Regions from separate parts of the Mus musculus genome. Here all the other regions are linked to region 1. A link is a loop called in an ENCODE intact Hi-C map of the cell type or tissue named here. Cell type or tissue: heart. All regions are shown on one strand.

Region 1 (8,000 bases):
CTGAAGCCCGCTCAATGATCAAGAGAAGGGGAGAGGGGGAGAGGGGGAGAGGGGGAGGGGGAAGGGAGGAGAGATCATGCTTCATACTGCAGACATGGACAGCTCACCAAAACTAGGGAACTACTCCTGGATCTTGTTGAAGAATCTATAACTGCCACTCCACTAAATCAGCATGGATCTTAACTTTAATCTAAATATGTATCCTTGTACCCACAGATACTTGTAGTTCTTACTCCTCATCAAAAAATTGTCTCTTTGCAACCAATGGAGGTCATTACAGAAAATCATGACTGGTCGAGATGTAGATAATAAATGATTATGGGGTGTACAGTCCCAATTGATAAATCTGCAATACTACTCCTGCACCCATAGCTCAGGGAGCACTAGGGTAGATAGATTATAAGAGACAGGCAACCAGGACCAGGAAGTCTGCTGTGAGGTTGTGTCTCCTAGAAATGATAGGACAAGTTACATTATATGGACTGAATAAGGTTTGTTCATGCATTTAGGGGTATGTACACACACACACACACACACACACACACACACACACACACGCACACACACATGCAACAACACTTAAGAGATTTTGAGGAGAGAAAGCAGGTGTATAGGAGGTGTTAGAAGGGGGACGGGACAAGTGATAGCATTATATTTTTTTAATTTAAGAAATTAAAAATTAGTATAGTAGTATATTAATGATAATAATCATGATGATGATATAAGCAACACTGGGAGCAAACAGGTTCCAATGCAGGTCTCACTATATGATTTCCCTGTGTGTGAAGAGTTAGAAAACAAGTGTGTCAAGAGTTGGTGTGAAGGGCAAGACATTTTATTTATTCTCTAGTATCAAAATCTATTGTATGGGGGTCACAAGGGGCATACAATGTAAAGGCAACTGCTGGAGCTCACGTTTAGATCTGCTAGTGTGCATATAGAGAAATACATTTCTCTCTCTAACCCTTTCTTTCGCAGCACCAAAGTGGGCTTAGTAATAGGACCTATGTTTTGACAGTTAAATGAAGCCATGTGTAGGAGTATCGGTAAAGTCTCACCATGACAAATACAGAAATATAAAATCAGATCTGCAAATGACATGAAGTAAGTGAATAATGGGAGCAGGTTGACAGGGAAGGGCCAGGGAGTACACGGGACAGACATGACGCAAAGTATATCCCTGTGACCCAGGACCATGCAGGGGAGTATTGGGGACACACATAATACAAAGTATACCCCTGTAACCCAGTACAATAAATATGTGAAATGAAAATCCCATAAAAAAGAGTCCTAGCAATTGTTTAGCCTGAAATTCATGCTTACTAAATATTACGTATTACCAGCGCTGTTGTTACTGAACTGAACATGACTATACATGTAAAGAAAGAATCATGAATATGTACATTTTTCTCACTTGTTCTCTCTCTCTCTCAACAATTTTTTATTTATATGCATGCATGTGTGTATTTACTTGCTCATGTGTGTGCACATGTATATGGGCCTGTAGAATTCAAAAGATGGTGTTGAGATCTACTGGAACTGAAGTTACAGGCACATGTGAGCCATCCAACATTGGGTGCTGGGCACTGAACTCAAGTCCTCTGCAAGGGCCATCACAGATCTTAAGTGCTGTATCATCTTCACCCAGCCAGTCAGAATTTCTTTAGAAATGAAGACAACAGCCTTGAGATAATCTTTACCAACAAAACTATAACAGTAAAAGCAGAACTTCTAATATTTTCACTTTTTTACTTTAGGCAAAGATAGTTATAAAGTCCATATTCCCTATACCCAAAAGCTCCATAATAGGTCTGAGATTAATTTTCGGCTGTTAAAAAGTAAGTCAACAAAAGTCCTGCTTTCAACTAGCACGGTCGATTGCACTGGTATGATTTATGACACACCCTGAAAAGAGTTTTAAGAGAAGGCATCTGAGCCCCATTGTTGGAAGTATTTTCCTTCTCTTTCTATTTAGTCATCTTGGGAGGCACCCTGGGAGGCAAGCACAGCATGGAAGAAAATTCCCAGGGTGGAGAGGGAACTGGGAGAAGAGATGGATAAACAGCATAAGGGATGACACATAAGGAGGAGACGCTCTGGGACTTTCCTTACGCGATGTTGGTGCCCAACGTTGAGAAAAGCAGCTTGGTGTATCCTGGGAGACTATATAGCCTCTTAAATCTCTACGGGAAGATGCAACATCCCGTCACCCCCAAATCTTTCCCTGGGAGGCTGTCTGTATTACCAGGAAATGCTGTCTTGGTCTTTAATATGCTAAATTATTCTAGAAAATGAGCTGGACACTGTAGAAACGATCTTTGGCATATTCTGGGTTCTGACCTCAGAGTCAGAAAAACTGCATATGTGTTTATACTTTTCATAGGACCTGATTATAATTTTAGACTTGAAATTGGCTGGGAAATTTTTAAAAAATGAAATCATGTGAAAATTTTGCAGTAAGGCACTGTAGGCTGAACCTTGGCGACAGGCCATCCCAAGGAAACAGATGCTTGCTTACTTTAATTTTCTGGATGGAAATACGAGTTTACATTTGAAGTCTCTTCTTAAGATAACATACATACATACAGTACTATAGGAGGGGACCTATAGAGCCCTTACTCAAATGACTCTTGAGAAATATCACAAGTGGAAGGTCTCCTATGAGAAGTCAGAAACAGCAAAGCCAGCAACGACTGTAATTCACATCTTCCATCTCTTTTGATGTTCTGAGAGCATCACATGCCATCAAATGAGAAGCACCACATGGCCCAATATCCTTCTCTACTTCTGAAACGATCTGTCTGCAAACAGTTGGTACTTTGTCTAAATATTCTCTGCTTATATTTTCTATTATATATACACCTCCCAGACACAAGTAACTTTACCCAACAATCTCAAATTAATAATTTCAATAGATAAGGTTCTGTATTCTTATTTAGAAAATGGAAAATTCCTTTGACTTACTTATTCTATATACTCTTATAATGTACAAAATATAACCTTAGACTTAACCTTAAGACTTATTCTCTTTCTGGTTATCAAAGGTAAGATGGGCAGCATAGATGTATGGGAATCTGACAACTAACTATCAGTGCAATTGCTCAGACCAGTGAATGTGGGAAGGCTTAGAAAATATAAACTGCTTCATACAATTGCTGCATTAAAAATGTTCTTGACAGTGGGAGAAACACAAAACAAAGAGAACATCTGTGTACTCTCTGATATATGTACAGATTTTTAAATATTTTAGGAACAATTATCTCTGAGTTTGAAGTCATCTTTGGTCTGTTAAATTTTTTCAGTGGTCACTAAACTTGAAGCTGCAGTTTGCTTAGCCTAAAACCTAGTGACCAACAGAGGGCGGTATGCCGCCTTGGAAAGGACTTGTCACTTCCGATGAGTGCTGAGCTCTCACTAACAGATAAGACTTCCATTTCTTTTGTTCCCACACTACAAAAATCAGGAGATTACTAGTAAAAAGTAATGAAAAATAAGTTATAGCCTACATATCACTGCTAAAGTAAAATTACAAGCACATAATTAGCATTTTTCCCAAATATTAAACATTTCTATTGTCCCTTTTTAACCTAATCCTCTATGGCAGGACTGAGGAGTGGGCAACATGCTAACATGCTAGGCAACATGCTAGGCAACATGCTAGGCAACATGCTAGGCAACATGCTAGGCAACATGCTAGGCAGGCAATCTAACAGTAAGACATTTTAGCCTCAGCCAGTCCCAGCTTTCTCATTTCATAAGGTACATTGGAAGCATGATCCATTTGCATATATAACTTGATTTATTTTTCCACATGTAATTCTCTATTGCAACTAAAGGATTCATAACACATGCACATACAGACACAAACACACACACACACACACACACACACACACACACACACAGGATGCACATATACATCTGGACATAGTTTTCCGACATTTCCTTAGCATGAATGAATCCCGGTTGACACTGACCACCACTGAACGCTTCCTGCCTCACATGCAGTGGCTCTCACCTAGTCTAGATCTTCTCTGCTTCTCTTTCTAGAGTAGCTTTACTGGCTTCTTCTGCACCATCCAGTCATCTCTATGCTGGTGCCTGCTAGAATGTTCCTTTATTTCATATACTAAAGGCACAAAAACCCTAACAAACTTCAAGTCCTTGAGTTATCGCTTGTGAGGAGCCATGCATCTTCTACCATCTGTTTCTGTGTGGCACACTCTCTTCCTAGAAGTCATACTTCTCTGCCATCTCTCACCTGTAGGAAGACTCTCTTTCTTCTGAAGAGCTATGCTATCTTAATCATCGCTCAAATGTATAGCACAGGCTTCCTTTCCAAAATCACCTGTCCCATTCTCACAGCCTGTGTGTGTGTTTGTGCTGCATTTCTCACATTGTGTGTGTGTGTGTGTGTGTGTGTGTGTGTGTGTATGTGTATACACATGTGCATGCATGCGCTTGTGCCCACACTTGCATGTTTCATAAATAACCACAATAGGGAATTACATGTGGAAAAAATGAAATCAAATGATATATAAAAATGGATTGTGTTTCTGATGTACTTTATAAAATGGGAGAAGCTGGGGTGGGCTGAGGGTACCCAGCATCCTGAGTACCCTGAGCCTAGTCCTCAAGACTGTCTCTTAAAATATTATGTTAAAAAATATACTTTTCTGGGTGGTTATGCAACTACGTAAAAATTATTTCCTCCTTTAGGTTTTGGACAATACAATAAGGGCAATGACAGGTGTCATTTACTTGCTTAAACCCAGAGTTCAGAGTAGAACTAGAAATACTACATACTCTAAACCTTCAGAGAGGTCCATTCCTTCTTCCCAATTCTGTGCTACAAGAAAGTAAAAGTGGAGACGTTATGGTGTGCAATATGTCCCTGAAAACAAATCACTGCATTAAGATAGCTCCCTGAGACAGCAATCTCAATCTTCTAGAACAGTTTCCTATTCTAAACTAATTTCTAAAAGTCTCTTGAGGAACTACAGCCAAGAGTGAAACCTGCTCTCAACAGCTTGTTCTAGAATAAGTTTCTCTGGAAAGTAGCAAATGTCAATTTGAAGACGTAATAACTGATAAGGAAAACAACTCTACAATGTTTTCCTATAATCTGATAATACTGAAATCACAGGCAGGGGATTCCGATATACATGTGAATCTCTCTTTTTTTTTCTTTTCTTTTCTTTTTTTTTTAAAGAGAAGATCTTAGTGGGCCTCTAGGGAGAGGAAAAAAAATATGGTACTTTGGGTACAATTTTCATGGTGAACTTTGAGCACCTCAGGTAGAAAGGATGAGCATGAAGTTGAAGAAACTATATCTCAGCAGCAATGGAAGCCACAATCACGATCTTTGGTTAACCTCCCAAGTGCAATGAAGAACCCTGCAGAACAGTGAGTGGTGTGAGCATTATGTATGAGGAGAGGAGTTAGTTGCTCTCATGTTCAAAACCATGGAGACAGGAAAGCTTCATCAGATGGAGCCCAAAGGAATCCATGTGTATGAGGTTCATGGGTTACATATCACTGAAGAAATGTGTGGGGTCAATGGAGTGGGTGATCAAAGCTTTGCATTAGAGTGCTCATGCCTTCATGAGCACACTTACATATACATTATTAAAATAAATTAATTCTTAAAAATAAAAAGCAAAAACCAAGAAGTACATGACTGAAGTCAGGCAAGGATGAAGAAAGATGCCTGGCTAACTGTCCTAGAGATGTGATGAGGTAAAGAGCATGCTCGTTGACTAATGAACAGGTAACAGAAAAACTGATTATCAAGCCTTGGATTGTACAAGAAAAATAAAGGTTTGCTTTCACAGATCTGTGTACTAGGCACTGAAGACTTCTGGTTTTTATTATCAGAAAATCAACTTCACAGAAACTTAAGAGGCCAGACTTCAAGATGGCTGTGTCCAAGGCTGCAAGAACACACTAGTGGTTTGAATGAGAACTGTCCCTCAAGGTCTTGATCTAAATACTTGGCTCCAGAAGGCAGTACTATTTGGGGTAGGTTTGGGCAGTGCAGCTTTGCTGGAAAATAGGCACTGCTGTGGACAGACTTTGAGATTACACAGTCTTACCCTATTTACAGTTCACTCTCTTCTTATACTTGGGTTTGATAATATGAGCATTCATCTTCCTGCTCCTCTGCAGACTAAGAGCTTTCTTGACACTTTTCTCTGCCATGATGGACTCCCATCCCTCTGAACCATAAGCCCAAATAAACTCTTTCTTCTATAAGTTGTCTAGGCCATGGTAATTTTTCACAGCAACAGAAAAGTAACTCAGATGAACATCAAGCATAGGAAACAATGGCACTTGCAACTCCAGTGAAAATAGATTCTTCTAAAGTTGGCATCAAGGTGAATCAAAGGTACCCCGGAACCCATCAGGTACAGAAAAGTCAATACATTTGTTCTTGTAGCCTTTTTTACTTTTATCTTCTCTTTCTATAATATTTTCTTAGTTCTTTCCTCTAGAAATATTTTCAGGATCTCCAGGACTCACAACAAAATATGTGAACAAGTCACTTGTGAGCATACAAAAATCCATGATTCTGACCAACAGCCTCAATGAAATGTTCTTGTTTGAAATCAAAAAGGTACAACAACAATGAAGGGTACCAATGTCCTCAATTGTTCTAATACAAGAAAAGCACTTCAAAAATACTCCATTAATCTATAAAAAAGCAACCAATTCAATTTTCACAATTAATAAAATATACTTTGCATTAAGAAGAAAGCTTTGTGGATTTATAGAGAAATCAAATTTCAAAACATATGAATAACAAATATTAGAATCTAAGATTGTTTCCTAACAAAATTATGCTATAGATGATGCTTGGTGAGCTTATGTAGACACATCATAAGCACAGTGACATTCCTTTCCTTTGCCTTCCTCCTTTTTTCCCCTCTCTCCCTTCTTCCTTCTTTCTCTCCCTCCCTCCTTCCTTCCCCTCCTTCCTTTCTTTTCCTTTCTTGCCTTTCTTCCTTTTTTCTTTCTTCTTTTCTTCAAAACAAAAAAAAATGTTTTAAAATGATAGGCAAAATAACAATAATTATAAAATGAAAACTTTGGATACCTTTGATCCTTTTTCAACTTTCCAAAATGCAATTCCCTGTTCTGAAACTGTCATGATAAAAGGAAGGACTTATGACTTTCAGAATCTTAAACTTTGTGCACGGCAAGAAAAGCTCTGTGCCTATAGTTAGGGATGCTGCCATTTGTTACCGGTTGTGTGGTGGTCTCAAGGCTGCATTAGCTGTTCTCAGTGGGAATACTGCAGTTACCTGTCGTGGTTAATACAAAATTATTTTTGCCAATTCATTTCATGCTCTTGCTACACTCTTCTAATTAATCTTCTCGAGCTTTGGCTCTCACTATCAACCTGTGAACGTCATCAGCAAATGCCAAGATTTCACAGTATCCTCCCTTTCTCCACATTTTCTTTGGAAATGCCAAATTAGACTCTCTCAAGCACAAAGTTTTAGGAAAGGCAGTATTAATAGCTCTCAATTGAAAACCAGGCTATGTGTGCCTGGTGTCATGATTCATATCTGTATTGCTGGGCTGAGGGATAAATATTGCCAGGAAGCAAGAGACAAGATTGTGGTTACATAGTTCAGGCCATTCTGTGTGAGACTATCTCAAAACTTCTAAGAATGAAGGAAGAAAGGGAAGGAGGGAGGGAAGAAGGAAGGAAAATAAGTATGAAAGGAAGAAGGGAGGAAGGAAAGAAAAGAGGGAAGAAAAGAAGGAAGGAAGGCCTTTTCTCTATTCCTATTCTCTGCTTTCATATATAAGGGAAATCTTCCTACCATTCTCCCTTGGAAGCAAAAGTTTTGGTACTTTCTAGAACCATCTGTGGTTTTAGTAAGGTGATTGTCTTCATTTATGTATTAGGTTACAATAAAATAAAATTTTATATTGTATCTGTCTACAAATCTGAGTCAAAGGCTTCAGTTTGAGGAAATGGCTTGAGTTAT
Region 2 (8,000 bases), 110 kb after region 1:
TGCAAGCTGTATAAGAAGAGTTAATCTTCCTTCTTTCAAAGTCCTTATGTAGGCCTCCAGCAGAGGTGTGACCCTGATTAAAGGTGTATACTACCACGCCTGGATCTGGAATTTGCTTTGTCCCAGGCTGACCTTGAACTCAGACATCTCCTTGCCTCCAACTCCTGAGATTAAAGGTGTGTACTACCTAGCCTGGGCCTAAGCTTTTCATGGCCACTATGACTCAAGATCTCCATGCAAAGATCCAGGTCAGAAGCCTGAGTCTCCCAGCCTTGGTGCACTTGAAGTTCAACCTGATGACCTGAGCTCTTTCCCCAGAACCACATGGTAGGAGAGGCCCCGCTCTCCCTTTAATCTCCACTTGCTCTATGGCATGTGTGTGCCCAAATGCATACACGCATACACACACACACACACACACACACACACACACTCACACACTCTCACACACACACATACATACACACCACATACTCTCTCAGACACACTAAGTAAATAAACACATTTCTCTTAAAAAATAAAAATTAACACAACATCCTTTTAAATGAGGAATAAAGACTAATGTCTACTAAAATAGCCAAGGTAGCTCATATTCTATGATATTAAGAGATATCATATAGTGAGATAAAAAATAAGATTTAAAAATATTTTCATATTATCAAGTACAGTAACTCACTTAAAATCATTTAATGATGGGATAGATGCTCTACAAGGTCAGAAAAAGACACCATTATACAAAACTCTGAAGGCCTGAAAGGCCTTATTAATTTTAGAGAGTTGTACGGTTTGCTTTTTTGTTAATGAATGTTGAATGTATTTAAAATATATTTAATAAAAGAATTTGGGATATCCTTATCATTCTTTCTAAATTTATTTCTGAATTAAAGATTCCTAGACACATTCCTAGAGTATTCTTTTACTTCCTTCCTCAAAGGCTCTCTTGGAGACATTTTGTGTGTTTATAATCTGTCCTAAAGGATGCCTACTGCTACTCCTCACTTCACGTTTTCTTCTAAGATGAAAATAACCAGTAACTCTGAATTTATGTCTAACAGCTGCCTTCTTTTACTCCCAACTAGATAAAATTTGGACACATTTACCCAAATAACATGTAAGTCGAAGAGTTTAAGAATCAAGGAAAAAGTCTGGGGGCATATACAACAGAGCCTGTCACCCCCACCTTATAAAAACAGCAACACGCAATACACCAGAGCCCGTCCACAGATGCAGATAAAATGTGTGCTTGTTTCTACAAAGTTTATATCTCAAAGGTTGATATTTAAATCTGTTTTGTCCTTATAATCATAAAAAGGGAAACATTCAACCCAAAAATTAGTGATGGAGAAGTGTAGTATCATTAGCAACTAGAAGAAGTGGCGATAGATAAGCATTGATGACCAAACTCACCTAGTACACACATGTGTCAACAGAGTATGGCTTGTTTCATCTATCCATCTCTTTAACTTGTGGAAGCATTGTGATTGTTTTGTTTTGTTTAAAAAAAAAAAAGTCTTAAGTAGAGAGGCTGGAGATAGAGCTCTGTTAGTAGAGCATTTGCCTAGCAGGTAAGGACCCAGATGTAGCTATCTCTTGTGAGACTATGCCGGGGCCTAGCAAACACAGAAGTGGATGCTCACAGTCAGCTAATGGATGGATCACAGGGCTCCCAATGGAGGAGCTAGAGAAAGAACCCAAGGAGCTAAAGGGATCTGCAACCCTATAGGTGGAACAACATTATGAACTAACCAGTACCCCGGAGCTCTTGACTCTAGCTGCATATGTAACAAAAGATGGCCTAATCGGCCATCACTGGAAAGAGAGGCCCATTGGACACGTAAACTTTGTATGCCCCAGTACAGGGGAACGCCAGGGCCAAAAAGGGGGAGTGGGTGGGTAGGGGAGTGGGGGTGGGTGGGTATGGGGGACTTTTGGTATAGCATTGGAAATGTAAATGAGCTAAATACCTAATAAAAAATGGAAAAAAAAATTTAAAAAAAAAAGAATCCTTGGGTTCAACCCCCAGTGCTACATAAGGCTATTATGATGCTATACTCCCCAACTCAAAAAGGAGGGTCAGAAACTCAAGGCTATCCTTAGTTACGTACTGAGTTTGAGAATAATAAGGAAGTCCATGAAATCATGTCTCCAAAATCTCAAAACCATACAGAATAATTAATTCTCAACTAGGACAGCATTTTTGTTTATATGTTTTCATGTCACTTATTTTTTTTAATCTTGGGAGAGGACTGAAGACAAGCAAACCCTCTTCTCTCCCCCTTATCTACAGAAGGTCTAGAAGTGTGTAGAGTGCTTGCATTACCAACTGTCAGTTCAGAAGAGGGTCTTACCTTGATACAGTTTGATGCCTTGGGCTCCAGGTCATTGAGGATGTAGCTCAATGATATGGCATGTACTTAGCAAGCCCAAGGCCTTGGGGTTCAACACCCAGCACCAATAAAAAAGAAAAGAAAAGAAAAGAAAAGAAAAGAAAAGAAAAGAAAAGAAAAGAAAAGAAAAGGAAAAGGAAAAGGAAAAGGAAAAAAAAACCAATAATCTAAAAAACTTTAAAATCCTATTTATTATGTTACTCATACAACAACTCTGGCTTCAGCCACAGACTATGGCCGGGAGGACACAATCTTTTCCCTCCCCAGCAGCTAGCTGTCTTTGCTGACCTTCCAAGTGTCTGGCTGTCAAGAGCAGGAACGGGAGTAATTTCCATGTTGCACAACACAGCTCAGTGTACTCAACAGAGGGTGGGGCTTCAGAACTCACAGCCACTATTCAGGGAAATCTCCAGGGAACATGCTTTTCAAGAGTGAGAAGAGAGAAAAAAATAAATGGGCCACAAGGTCAGGCTCCAACCTGCTGACTTAGTTCTCTGGCTCCTCACTCACCAGCGGCCTCAAAGCAGCAGATCCATTTAAAACATAGCTTCTTATCAATCCAAAAATCTCAATAAGAAAGAAGGAGAGGGAGAGAGGGAAAGGAGGAGAGAGAGAGAGAGAGAAGAGAGAGAGAGAGAGAGAGAGAGAGAGAGAGAGAGAGAGAGAGAGAGAGAGAGAGAGAGAGAGGAGAGAAAGAGAGAGAGAGAGAGAGAGAGAGAGGAGAGAAAGAGAGAGAGAGACTTGAGATGAGTAACATCTTTTGGCACTGACTTGTACTATTTATGATGTTTCCTTCTTCTGGGACATTCTTTTAAAGATAGTCTCTGAAGTTCTAAGAACTAAGAACCATTTGTACTATCTGCTCTCCTCATTTCATTCAACCCCAGGGCTTTAACTCATGTATTTTCTATCTTATTCAAGGCATGCTACCATTGTTGAGTCGCATAAGATCAAGTGCCTAAGCTAAGGTCTTGAACAGCCTAGAACATACAGTTCTCAGCCTTCGAAAATGGTGAAAGCCTGGCATAGCATCAGAGCTTTGAGCCTGTGTAATCTAAGAACCCACAAGGAACCCACACGGGGATTACTGTGTTCTTGGAAGGTGTCTACCATGAAAACAAAGGAACAAGGGATACTAATTCAGAGAAGAAGTTGTCAGGTACCCTCCCACTTCGTTCATCTTTATTCTGACAAAAGAAGACAGGTTAAACTAAAAGCTTACAGAGCTTTTTACAAACTTGTAGGTAAAATAAATGAGTGATTATGAGCCCAAAACACAGCAGAAAACAGCTTAAAAACAAACAAACAAACAAAATAACAGGATCTCATCATGTAGAGATAAGAACCATGCAGACCAGTCTGGCCTCAAACTGACCACCATGTTGGATGATAAGCAACTTTTCACACCACAGCACTGAGGTTCCTAAGTGAAATTTTAGAGTTCAGAAAACGCTGAGTGCCTCTCCTCAAACATTCCGTTCCCCTTTGGAAAGTCACAGTTCAGTGGTAACTAACGAGAATCTGTCCCCGGAGACCTCATTGTACCCAATATCAGCTCAGTCATTTCTTGTCCCCTGCTGGTCTTTAAGGAAAAAGAAAGCTGTGTTTTACACCATCCTCAAGATACAAATTCGTACAGGCTGAGGAACAACACAAATAAATCATCCCAAAAGACATATTTGGAAGGGAATTGTATGTCCATCCAGGCAAACATCTGCCCTCCATAGTCATTGAGAATAATGCTGTACATTAAGTATGCATTAATATATATTTAGTGGGCCATAATTACAAAGAGGTACCAAGAGGAGAAATTTAACTAAAAGCACTTCAGTGATACAGAGAATGAAGTTATTGGTCTACAGTCAAGGCCTGGATGAGTCTGTGCCAATGACTCGGGTAAGATAATGATAAACTGCTTTCTCAGCTCACCCAGTTGCCATGTTGGAGGTGTATATGAAACCCATGATCCCTTGATAGTCTATCTGAACAAGACCCCAGTCATTGAACTGATAAGTGATTTTATCCATGGATTGTTAATATAAAGCTGATAAAGCCCAAGAAATCACCATTTCAGCCTAATTTACACTGGCAAGGCTCCATTTTTAGGAAAAATGGAGTCAAGCACAGAGCCACCTAGTGGCCAGTCGTCAAATGCCAAGAATACATAATATTAATGATGTACACTAGAGAGCAAAACCCTCACCTCATTAGTTTTACTTTTCAGAAAAAAAAAAGTGAAATATTCAACTATAAATGGATGTACTACTCTGGAGAGAACCTGTCTCCGTGTCAATCAAAGGGACATTAAAAGAACTGCATATAACACTCATGCATACACACATTATTAACACACAACACAGTTACATATAACTCCATGCATATACTTACATATATATCACACATAGAAAGAATATAGAAAACACAATACAAGGCTCAGATACATAAATAACACAATACATAACATACAATACACACAAAACACATTCACTGACAATGCACACACATATACATACAACAAAGAAACACACACATACACACATACACACACACTATATGAATGAATATGAGAGAGAAAACCAGAATATACCGGAGTGCCCAGACCTGGCCCTGGGCTGATCATGACAGCATGCATTCCATCCTTGTTGTTTTTCTGCATGTTCCTTAGTAGATTATAATATTAGATAATTTTATAATTACAAAATGAAGTGGAAACTTCTGGTTTCTTTGGAAAGTCAGTTATGTCAAAGGATGTTTTCCTGAAGCAGACACAGGTGAAAGGATGTTCTGCTAAAGCAAACATGTGAAAGGATACATGATATTAAGAAGGACCCAACAGATGGTGGATATCACGATATGATATTGGTCTATCTTGCCTTTCCTTAATGGTCACTATTTGTTGTGACTTCATAAAAAGAAGCATACCAAAAAACTTCTGGTGGTGTTATGGCCACTTGTTATGTTATGGTGTACTTGCCACTTCTGAGGACTCGGGCCAATTGGCAGAGTGATGTTAGCTGATACAGATTCATATGGAGTTTTGCTAAGACAGACAGACTCACATAGTGAGGCAAGACCCATGGGAGAGGATACATGATGTTTGGAGGGGGTATAAATAGGACCCAATGGAGAGTGATGGGTGGCTTGCATCTCAGATCTCGTCTTCACTGATCTTCACTTCATTGAGAGAGGCAAGGTAGAGAACTTCTCCTGGCATCGCTACTAGTCCTGGTGCCTCATACAGATTCCATGGAGACCTGGCTGTGTCTGCTAGGTCATGCCACCACTACTGATTCATGTTTGCTAACACAATACTACTGCAAAGGATAGTTGGAATATTTGTGAAGTGTTTACAGGTGGATCAAGCTACCACTGCTGATTCCTGTGAACTGAACTGCTGATTTCCTGACAACACAGATTGGATTTGCTCCAAAGAATAATTTCTAAACAAGTCCATTTCCTCCATATCCTAATCACCTTTCTTTTCCACTACCTCTGGTGATAATGGGCAAGAAGGGAGATTAAACCATTTAAGAACCCTTATTAAGAGTAGGTTTTGAAAAATCTGAGACAAGAAAATGAATCATTTCAACCAGACATGTTGGTATATTCTTTTAAGCCCAGTCAGTACTCAGGAGGCAGAAGTAAGAGAATTATTGTAAGTTGCTGGCCAGCCTGGGCTACAAAGTTAGTTCAAGGACAGCAAGGCCTTGACTCAAAAGAAAACAAACAAAAATAATTTCTCACAAACTTCTGGTGAACATAAATAGATGTGATAAATAAACACAAGTGTTAAGTCAGTGATCTCAAAGTATGAGATATTTTCCACTCCTAACTGTATATATTTGTAGACCAAAATCTTATTTTGGGGGACACAGATGAAACAACCCCTCTTGCTAAGTGAATCACAATTGTGGGCCACACCTCTTCAGACAATTCGTTTTTCTATATAAAAGGCACAGTTATCTGTTGTGAAACTTTCAACTTCAAACACAAATTAGTAAATTTTTAGATTTTATTTTGTATTTTATGACCATGAGTGTTTGCCTACATGCATGCCTGTATACCATACACGGTGTCTGCAGAGATCAAAGAGATTTCCAATCTCCTAGAACTGGAATTGCAATTGTGAGCCACCAGCTGAGAGCTAGAAATTGAACCTTCGTCCTTTGAAAGAGCATCCAGTGCTGTTAACCACTAAGCCATTTTTCCATCTCCTTAAATTATTTTAAAATGTACTTCAACTGCAAATATCACACTGAAGTTAGAAAGCAAGAGGTGGTATTTTCACTCTGCTGAGAGAGGAAGGGAGCTTTAGAAAGAGCGCATATTTCTGTCCAGCTTTGCCACTGAGATAAGAGTCTCTTGACCTCTAACCTACTGCTCTTTAAGCCTTATCAGTTCTTATGCCTGGGACTTAAAATTACCTGCAAGCTGTTATCATATTTATTCTCAAAAAGTCTCCTTGGAAGCACTGATGACTGTTTTTCCTATTTTTGGACAGAGATAAGCAGCGTGCTTTTGAGATTAATGGGCGTCTAGGTCTTACTCTTTGGGAGTCTGGTACTCCTCGGTAGAACTGTCTAGCTAAATGAATACAGACCTGCAAGAAAGCTTGGTGTTCACGTGTCCAGTCAAGTCAGAAAAGGAATCCTTACATGCTAAAAATAATAACGTTATTTGTACATCATATAAAAATTTATTTTATAGTTATCAAACATTAAAACTAATAGTCTCTAGATATAATAGGGACTCAGATTCCACACAAATGAAACCAAAATTTTTAAATAGACAAATTAATTAATGAACGGTAGACAGTTTAAAAGAGGTTTCTCCCGAGGTATGATGGGAGATTAAAGCAGAGACAGGGAGAAAGGACACACAGAAGGTGGCAGGAGATAGCTTAACCAGCACTAGGGTGTGTGAAGACACTACCTGAGTAGACAGTACTTCCCCCAGAAGACATGGATTAATAAGTGAAAACCTGCGTGGGATAGCTCCCTAAGATCAATTGGCCATGGAGACATCAGCAGCCACAGAATGATACAGGACACGGACACTGCCACTGTGCACGCTTATCCACCATAGCTAGATGAAATGCTAGAACTAACCTGAAAACTTCCTCTTGCTGGCTGGCTTTCATAGTGTCCGAAGATGCTATGAAACCTCTGGAGGAGAAATGTCAGCCATGGCCCAATGGGGCAGGGAACCCTGAACGGCAGAGGATGGACCTACCAGGCTTGATGGGCCCACTGGTGCCATAGGAATATTGATTATGGGGATAATTAATCACTCTGTGATTGGATTTGAAGCATGCTCTACAGGAGGAAATATATGATCCCAAGCCTGGCCAAAAGTCCATGGCTGAAGAGGTCATGAGCCCTAGGTAGAAATCTACCACTGTCCTTCGCTACATGAGCATGTTATTAAACTGGCTTCTAAAAAATTGTGTTTACACCCACAGACTACTGCTGCTCTCAGCCCTGGCCAGAGAAGCCTCTGACTGAAGTAGGCAGCAGTTAATGTGTGACTCGTGGCTGGTCAAAGTTCCTAGGATAAGTGACTGTGGTGAGCTCAGCCTTAAAGGAAGCATTTGAGCCCATCCCCACGGGACCC
Region 3 (8,000 bases), 65 kb after region 1:
TCTTACATACCAGGGTAGGTCGCACCACCTCACTGACTAGACAAGGCCAAAAAAAGAGGAGTTGAAAACAAAATAAATTAGAAAAAAAAAAAAGTCAAGGACAGACATTCTTTGATGATGGCACTCTTACTGCAGAGACCTTTCCATCCACCAACTCATTAAGTTTCCAGTGATTGCAATCAGCCAGACTCAAGTGACATTAGAGAAAAAAAAATAAATCAACAAGAGTCTTTACCTTAACTGAATTTCTATTTGTATAAGGAAATAAGCATGTAGCTGAAAAATTACAGTAGTGTGACATACCTCTTAAAATATCTATTCCTCAATGCCACAGGGACCTGAAATCCATTTAAAATGGTGTTTTAAAGTAGAAATAGGCTAAGGGATGGTTCAGTGGTTATTGCACCTGTGCTTGCAGAGGACCTCAATTCTGTTCCCTGCACTCACATCAGGCAGCTCATGATTGCCTGTAACATGAGCTCTAGGAGATATGATGTCCTCTTCTGGTCTCCATGGGCACCTGCACGCATACACACACACACACTTTCATTTATGTAGACCGGTCCTTATACAAAGGAACTGTAGGTAGAGTAGCTTGGAAGATAAAACACTCATAGCAAATAAAGTATACCAGTGAACTGTTTAGAACACGTTTCTTTATAAATGATCTAAAAATGATATAAAACAATACATACAGGAAAGGGTGGACATTTCTAGATACCCCGAGCTAGACTTTTATTTACTGAAAGAAGACAAATAAGGGCTTGCGTATTCTGAAGGAGGCAGATATTCCTCACAATTTATACACTTCCACACGGTCTTATTACATGCACATCCAATAGGATGTGAATCCTATGGTGAATCTAACTGTCACTCACCCCACTTGTCCTCAGAAGCTACTTATTTAAGTGTAGCAAAATGACATGTAAGGTCAGGAATAAAGCATGAACACATGAGAGACGCTGGGAAAGGGTTCAGTGCTTAAGAGTATTTTCTGCTTTTACAACAGAGCTGAGTCAGATCTCAGCATCCATGTTGGGAAGTTCGCAACCATCAGTAACTTTATGATGTAACTTCATCATATTGATATTGTTGTTCTACCCCTTCAGCTCCTTCAGTCCTTCCACTAACTCCTCCTTTGGGGTCCATGTGCTCTGGCCAATAGTTGGCTGCAAGCATCCTCATTTAAAAATGAGGCCCATGATGCACTGGTATACATATGACATACACAGAGACATAAACTTTAAAAATATTTATAGAGAAGTGCTCTCAAGAAAACAGTTACGCAACTTGACTTTAATCTATTGTTAATGCTGTCATTGTTGCTTATTTGCAAATGCTCACTCCTCACAATCCCTATAGTTACCTCAATATAACATGCGGCCTTCAATGTATTGTTATGGGCTGAGTTTTATCAGTTTCCATAAAAAAAGAAGTTCATTAAAAAAACAAAAGAGTAGTCAGGAGAAATGCTTCTCTTATATCATCATCAGTAGTATTCACACTGAATGCAGGTCATGTGCTTGCCAAATGCACTATAATCTGCTCATTTTTAAATGAGGATGCTTGCAGCCAACTATTGGCCAGAGCACAGGGACCCCAAAGGAGGAGTTAGGGGAAGGACTGAAGGAGTTGAAGGGGTAGAACAACAATATCAACCAACCAGACCCCGCAGAGCTCCCAGGGACTAAACCAACAACCAAAGAGTACACATGGAGGGACCCATGGCTCCAGCTGCATATGTAGCAGAGGATGGCCTTATCTTGCATCAATGGGTAGGGAAACCCTTGGTCCTGTGAAGGCTCAATGTGCCAATGTAGGAGAATGCTAGGATGGTGAGGTGAGAGTGGGTGGGTGGGTGGGGGAGCACTGTCTTAGAAACAGGGGGAGAGGGGTGGTATAGGGGGGGTTCAGAGGAGAAATGGGGAAGGGGATAACATTTGAAATGTAAATACATAAAATAACCAATAAAATTTTAAAAATAAATCTGTTAAAGAGTCACCAATATGAACTCATCCTCCTAGCCAATACTTTAAACACTATACTTGAAACTGTAATTTGGTGCCCATGCTGAATTTCATGGAATGTAGGATAGATAGATAGATAGATAGATAGATAGATAGATAGATAGATAGATAGATAGATAGATAGATAGATAGATATCTTTCCTTGTCTGAAGGAAGTAACCATGGGAGGGTCCAAAGGTCATGTGTAGGTGCCTGTAGGACTACAGATCGTGGCAAAGATTATAAGCTTTAGCTTGTGTGTCTACACTAAGCAAATATGAGACACAATCATAGTCTACATTAGACTTTATTCGTCAACTGTGTGAAATGGAAAAGGGACTTATCTCTTCATGGTCAAGTGTTCATTTATGGAAGAGTCTGCACCCAAAACTCTTCGATTCCAGAAGCTGGAATCAATCACTCTGTTCATGTACTAAAGATAAATACAATAAGAAAAATAACAATGATACTAGAATGGTACTTTCTTAACAACTTATCGTAGTATCTGGTATTTCATCAGGAAAGAATAAAAAGATGCAATTTTTAGAGTTGGACACTAAGCCCTGAATGTGCAAATCAAACTGGGTGCAGGGCTGACAATAAGGATGCTTGCAGCCAACCAACAATCTTCATGGTTCTCCAAAGGCCACAACCAGTAATGTAAAGATGGATAGCTCCTAGGCAATGGACTAGGTGTCTTAGGTGGGCAGTTATCCATACCACTGTTCCACAACAATTTATTCCTTTGGAAACCTCCCTGTCTCACCCTAGCTGCTGGTGTTTTGCTTCAACACTGCTTTTCTTTACTCAGTGGATACATTGGAACCTTCCCTCTGTTTTCAAGTGTCAGCTTCCCTTGGTGTATTTGTCTGTATACTCACACATACCAGTTTTAATTTGATCAAGTGGGAGAAGGGCATACCACATGGAATTTATTATAATCTGATTACCTCCATAAACACCAACACTCTCTTCTGGTGTCTGTAGATACTGAACTCACATATGTCCTTACCTCCATATAAACAATCGTGTATACACATAACAAAAATAAAAAAAATCAGTAGTTTATACATAGTGTATTGTACATGAATAGTATGTTCTTTGTGGGGAGCTAAAAGGTCTTGAATGAATGTGTATTACTAACAAGAACATGGCCATGATAAGGACACCAATGTCTCTGACCCATGGAAATGGACAGGCCTTCCCTGAGTCAGGCTCAGAATGACAATGCCTACCCCCCTCAGAGTACAGATGCTGACAAATAATTAACCTTTCACTAAAGGCAGTGTGTGCAGTATCAACTGCAGCTTCCTCATCCAGGATGTTGACTACAACCTGAGACCACATCTCTTCAGAGACGTCTCACCCCACCTCCTCCCTGATGCTGTAGCTGATACATGCACTGAGTTTCCTGACTGCTGCTGCTGTGTCTCCATCACAGTCCATAGCTCACACCATCCCTTCTGCTCTGTATGGGTGCCTGTCATTTCTTCACTCCTGTTCACCCCAGCCAGATCAATTCCAAAGCTGTGGAGTTCACAGCAGTTCCTTCTATAAAAGCACACCTCGGGTTCCACTCGGTTTGTTCTATCATAGTGTTCACAAATGTGTTGTTAGCATCAGTTTGTGGGATGTTAAAATCCCAGCTCCGGTTGCACTACCATAAAAATGAGTTTAGGGAGGTCAGATATCTTTTCCTTCCTCTGTGGCCTCAGTTGTAAATTGGCTTGTATCTATCAATGTACCTTAACGAGCAATGTCTCATTATTAAATTACTACAGATACAGCAGGACCCAGAAAGATAACGGACATATCGGCATCTCAAACACTAAAACATCAATCACAAAAGAAGGAGTCGTTTAAATGGAAACAGAGAATCCCTATAGCAGTAAATGGGATTCTAATTCACTAATCCTGGTTGGCTTCTAGATCTTCTGTGTGGTTGACTATGACTCTGATCCAAGGAGTCACTACTGATCCAGGGCCAACAACCCAAATGCCACTATAAGTGTGCACCATAGTGCACTATTCACCACCATTATCCGTGCCATTCAAACCACAGAACGCTCCCATATCCTCCATGAAGCCAGATGCTGGGTTTCAAAGGTAGGAATGGAGTGGAAGCAGAGGTGCTCTGAAGTGTGGGGGAATAGCTCAGGTATGTCCTATTTTTCAAGTCCTGCTCTAGAGCATGGGTCTGTCCTCACAGACACCCTCCCTTCCCATCAGACGCCAGAACACCACCAGCTGGCCGGGTAGAATCTGAAAAATATTGTGACTGTAGACTTTTTTCACTTTAAAGTTACACACACAAACACAAAATGTCTGCTTCTACATTTTAGTCAGCCATCTCCCATATGAAGTGATGGGCTTAAACAGTAAAATAATGATATAATGGGAGGAAAGGAGTCTTGCCCCTGGCATCGGGTATTATAAACAGCAAGGAGTGCCAGCGTAAACCTTTCTGCAAGAGACTATGTTCTTTGTCAAGCCATGTCTTCTTTTTAAAATATGCTTGCTGCCATATGTCAGTGCTGGGCCAGCTGCAGTGCTAAGAGGAGCCTTGACTCGAGTTGTATAATGTTTTACAGGTTTGCCTCGGGGGTCACTCTCTGCGAGGCCTTTACGTCACAGTGAGAACTCTGACAAACAGAGAACAGAAAGATGCCAAGAAAGGCAGAGTTGGAGAGGGGAGGACTGACGGGGATGGAAAGGAATACTGCACAGTGCTCACAGCCTCTATTTATCTGGCCCCCGCCTAATGCCAGAAGCAATGTTTTCATTACTAAGAGAAGGAAAGAGAGGGCAGGGACAAGCATGAGGTTATGTAAACATTATCAGCAAATATAAGATTAGAAACACTCAGCTAACCCTCCTGGCTATCTAATCAGAAAGGGTAAAACAGTAAAACATGCATCTTTGCAAACGTTTGGTATTTAATTATGCACCCGCCATCGTATCCATCCTGGTAAAAACACAAAGAAAATGTTTCCTAGTTAGATTAATATGTGAGTACATCTCGAGAGCTCTGCGGCTGGCTTCGCGGAGAGCCTCAGAGGCAGCAGTGCCGAATCTCGTCCTATTAATACAAACTCAAGCTGACATAAAATACGAGTCAGTAAAGCTGAGCATGAAATCACTTGAAGAACAGTGCTACAGTAAATGGCATTAAATGTTTTCAAAAGCAGAGTGGACGATAGCGTTTCCTGAGCCGCCTCTACTCCCACAAGAACCACATGCCTCATTATAAACCTATTAAGTGGGTTTTAGATCATCTGCAGAGCCTTAGGCTGTTCTTCCAGATGCTTAGAGGTCCAGAAGGCTCGGTACACAGGCCGTTATTCAATTCCCTCTGTTGTCTTGCTTTCATCACAACAAACTCATTTGATATGAATGCCAATTTTCCAGTGACTTTTAAGTTCCTGGTTACAGTATGGAAACTTATGCACAGATGAACTTTCAGAAAATTTCAATGTAGGCAAGACAGGAGGGGAAAAGGATGGTGATTCCTAGTGGGAGAGAGGGATTTGGGCAGAGACGGTAGGGAACAGCAACTAAGATCAAAACACCTTGTATACATGTAGGAACCTTTTCAATAAATAAATGTAATTTGTAAAAAGAAAAATACAAAGCCATCTCAATAAGAAAGAAAGAATACTGGCTGGTCAAAGAAAGCCTCAAAGCCTCTAGATGAGACCCAACAGAGTTGCTCACAGAGACCTTGCAGCCAGAGGAAGATGGGAGAGGCCCAGGACATAAGAGGTGAAGATTCCTGCTACGGGCATAAGCCAAAGTATAAGAAGCTCGAAACTGCACATGTTGACTACATTGCAATGTCTCCATCCTTACAGAAATGCCAAGGAATTATTTTTGTACCAGTTGAGAGGAGAAAGGAAAGTTAGCTATGATTGTTTCACGTTTTTATTAGTAATTATCTTTGTTCTAAATTGATGCCAGCATCCAAGGTTTCTTCTACCACGAACAGAGACCCTGAGTCTGTTTCAGTGCTTTTTCATCTTCAGAGACAGAAGGGTTGCTCTTCTACAGTTGACTGCACCAACAAACAAAGCTATGCTTCTTTACTCTTGTTTTATATTCTCCTGGTCTTGCCAAATCTTCTCTCCCTCCCCTGCAACCGAGAGACTCCTAGCATACTCCTCGCAGCACATGTGAGAACACCCAGCCAAGAATCTAATAACACCTTCCAAGAAAAGCATAGAAATATTTTGTAAAGTGGGTAATTTTTTCCCTGAAATAGTCGAACCATAGAGGCAACTCTCAGCCTTCTGTGTGTTAGGGTGGTATGCATACACTAGCTTGCAAGGCAGTGAAGTTTATCATGTCTATACTACCCTGTCCTCTAGTGTGCAACTGGAGTGGCCTGGGCCTGTGATGCTATTGGGAGAAGGTTTAATCTCATCCAAAGGTGGGTCTACCAGGAGCACCGGCTGGGGCTTCAGGAATGTGCTAATGAAGAACACATCAGTGTTCCAGTTCCTTTTGGTCTCTTTGCTTCCTGTCCACTATGCAGTGAACAGGACTTTTCCACCACAATCTCCTACCATGATGCTCTGTGAAATCCCAGGGCATAGGAAGAGAGCAAGCAGCCATGGACTACAACCCTGAGGCCCATGACCCAAAGAACACTTCTCTTTTGTTGATCGTCTCGTGTTTTGCAGCAAGAGGAAGCTGTATAATGCAAGATTTTCACTCAGTCTACATGCAGAGAACACTAATGTTACACAGAATAAGAGCCAAAACCCGTAAGTGGCAAGTCATACAGACAGGAACTCATGCTGCTATGGAATGACAATTCTGACATTATGGGGTCCCTGTTTAAGGCACAATTTCTATTCTTCCTCAACAGGACATTTTTGAAAAGATAGTATTAGAGGTACATGTCAAGGAAATGAAAGATGACATTAAAAAAAAAAGGCTCAAGAGAGCTTGGAATCTCTCCCCTGGCTTTTATAAAGAAATGACACCAGGATCATTCTAGAAGTCAACATGGCAGTCCCTCAAATTATGCTTTTTCAGAAACCTTAGAGACTCTCCAACAAGGGGCTGGAGCAATAGCTCCATGATTGAGAGTTCTCATACAGAGGATCCAAGTTTGGATTCCAGTACCCACATCAAGTAGCTTACAACCAATAGTAACTCCAGCTCCTGAGAATCTGATATCCTCTTCTGGCCTCTGCAGGTACCTATACTCACATGTATATACCCACATACATAGATATAAATAAATTAATACATATTATTAAAATATCTCTTAAATTAAAAATAGTGATAAAAATACAAATAATAAATAACATGCCTTCACATTATCCCAATTATGCTATATGAGTGACTACATTCAATCTTCTCAACATGTATATTACTATGCCTATTATACAGATGAGAAGACAGAGGTATAAAGGGGCTAGTTACTTGCCCAGAGCTCCAAAGCAGTGCTAAAGCCTCATCCTTTGGCCACAAGAAGGCACTACTTGGTGACTAACACAGAGGAGGAGGTAAGTTAGATTGGAGACACAGGTGAGACTTCCAAGAGCGTCAAAGATTTACTCTAGGATAAACAATTACAATAAATGTTCAATTTTAGTTATGTATATGTCTATAGAGTTACAATCTTTATTTAGAGTCAAAATAATGTAGTCATTAAAATATACTTTACCATGTATTTTTAATAGGCCAAAATAGGATATAATTAATAATGTAACATTTTTCTTTATACCCTTTAGTGTTCATTTATATCTTAATTATTGCACAATTTAAAGTTTTAAAGAACATAGTTACAATACAAGCTTTAGCAGCTTAACTGACGTTAGATATATCCAATCTGCAGATTAGATGATAAACATCATCCTTTCCAGCGAGCACACACTATGAATCTCACACTCTGCTTAACATGTTTAACATATTGTCACATGGTAAAGACACTTGAAGATTCTCTCCTCTGTCTTAGGAAACAAACGTGAACAAATAGTGACCACT

What was found. A loop is a pair of places that touch in the nucleus more often than their neighbours do. Peaks named below come from ENCODE experiments on the same cell type or tissue, not always from the same donor. Only the 100,000 strongest peaks of a DNase experiment are listed, where the experiment ranks them.
Region 2: a loop joins it to region 1, with 2.6 times the contacts of the local background. A loop is called at or near these places in 5 of 42 quality-filtered maps.
Region 3: it touches region 1 in a loop (1.9-fold over the local background); 4 of 42 quality-filtered maps call a loop at or near these places.

The regions. Positions count from the first base shown.
Region 1 is chr6:141,443,118-141,451,117 of GRCm38, reverse strand. The region is part of intron 2 of Pde3a (phosphodiesterase 3A, cGMP inhibited); the gene reads right to left. Among named protein-coding and RNA genes, the nearest start is that of Slco1c1, 77 kb to the left of the region's middle. In heart, a CTCF peak has its summit at 3,351 (motif pointing right); no DNase peak of the experiment used is centred here.
Region 2 is chr6:141,328,185-141,336,184 of GRCm38, reverse strand. All of the region lies in intron 1 of Pde3a (phosphodiesterase 3A, cGMP inhibited), which reads right to left. Among named protein-coding and RNA genes, the nearest start is that of Gm10400, 8.4 kb to the left of the region's middle. In heart, a CTCF peak has its summit at 4,522 (motif pointing left); a DNase peak (open chromatin) is centred at 2,714; H3K27ac peaks cover 3,211 bases.
Region 3 is chr6:141,378,295-141,386,294 of GRCm38, reverse strand. All of the region lies in intron 1 of Pde3a (phosphodiesterase 3A, cGMP inhibited), which reads right to left. Among named protein-coding and RNA genes, the nearest start is that of Gm10400, 42 kb to the right of the region's middle. In heart, no CTCF peak of the experiment used is centred here; a DNase peak (open chromatin) is centred at 4,624; H3K27ac peaks cover 1,085 bases.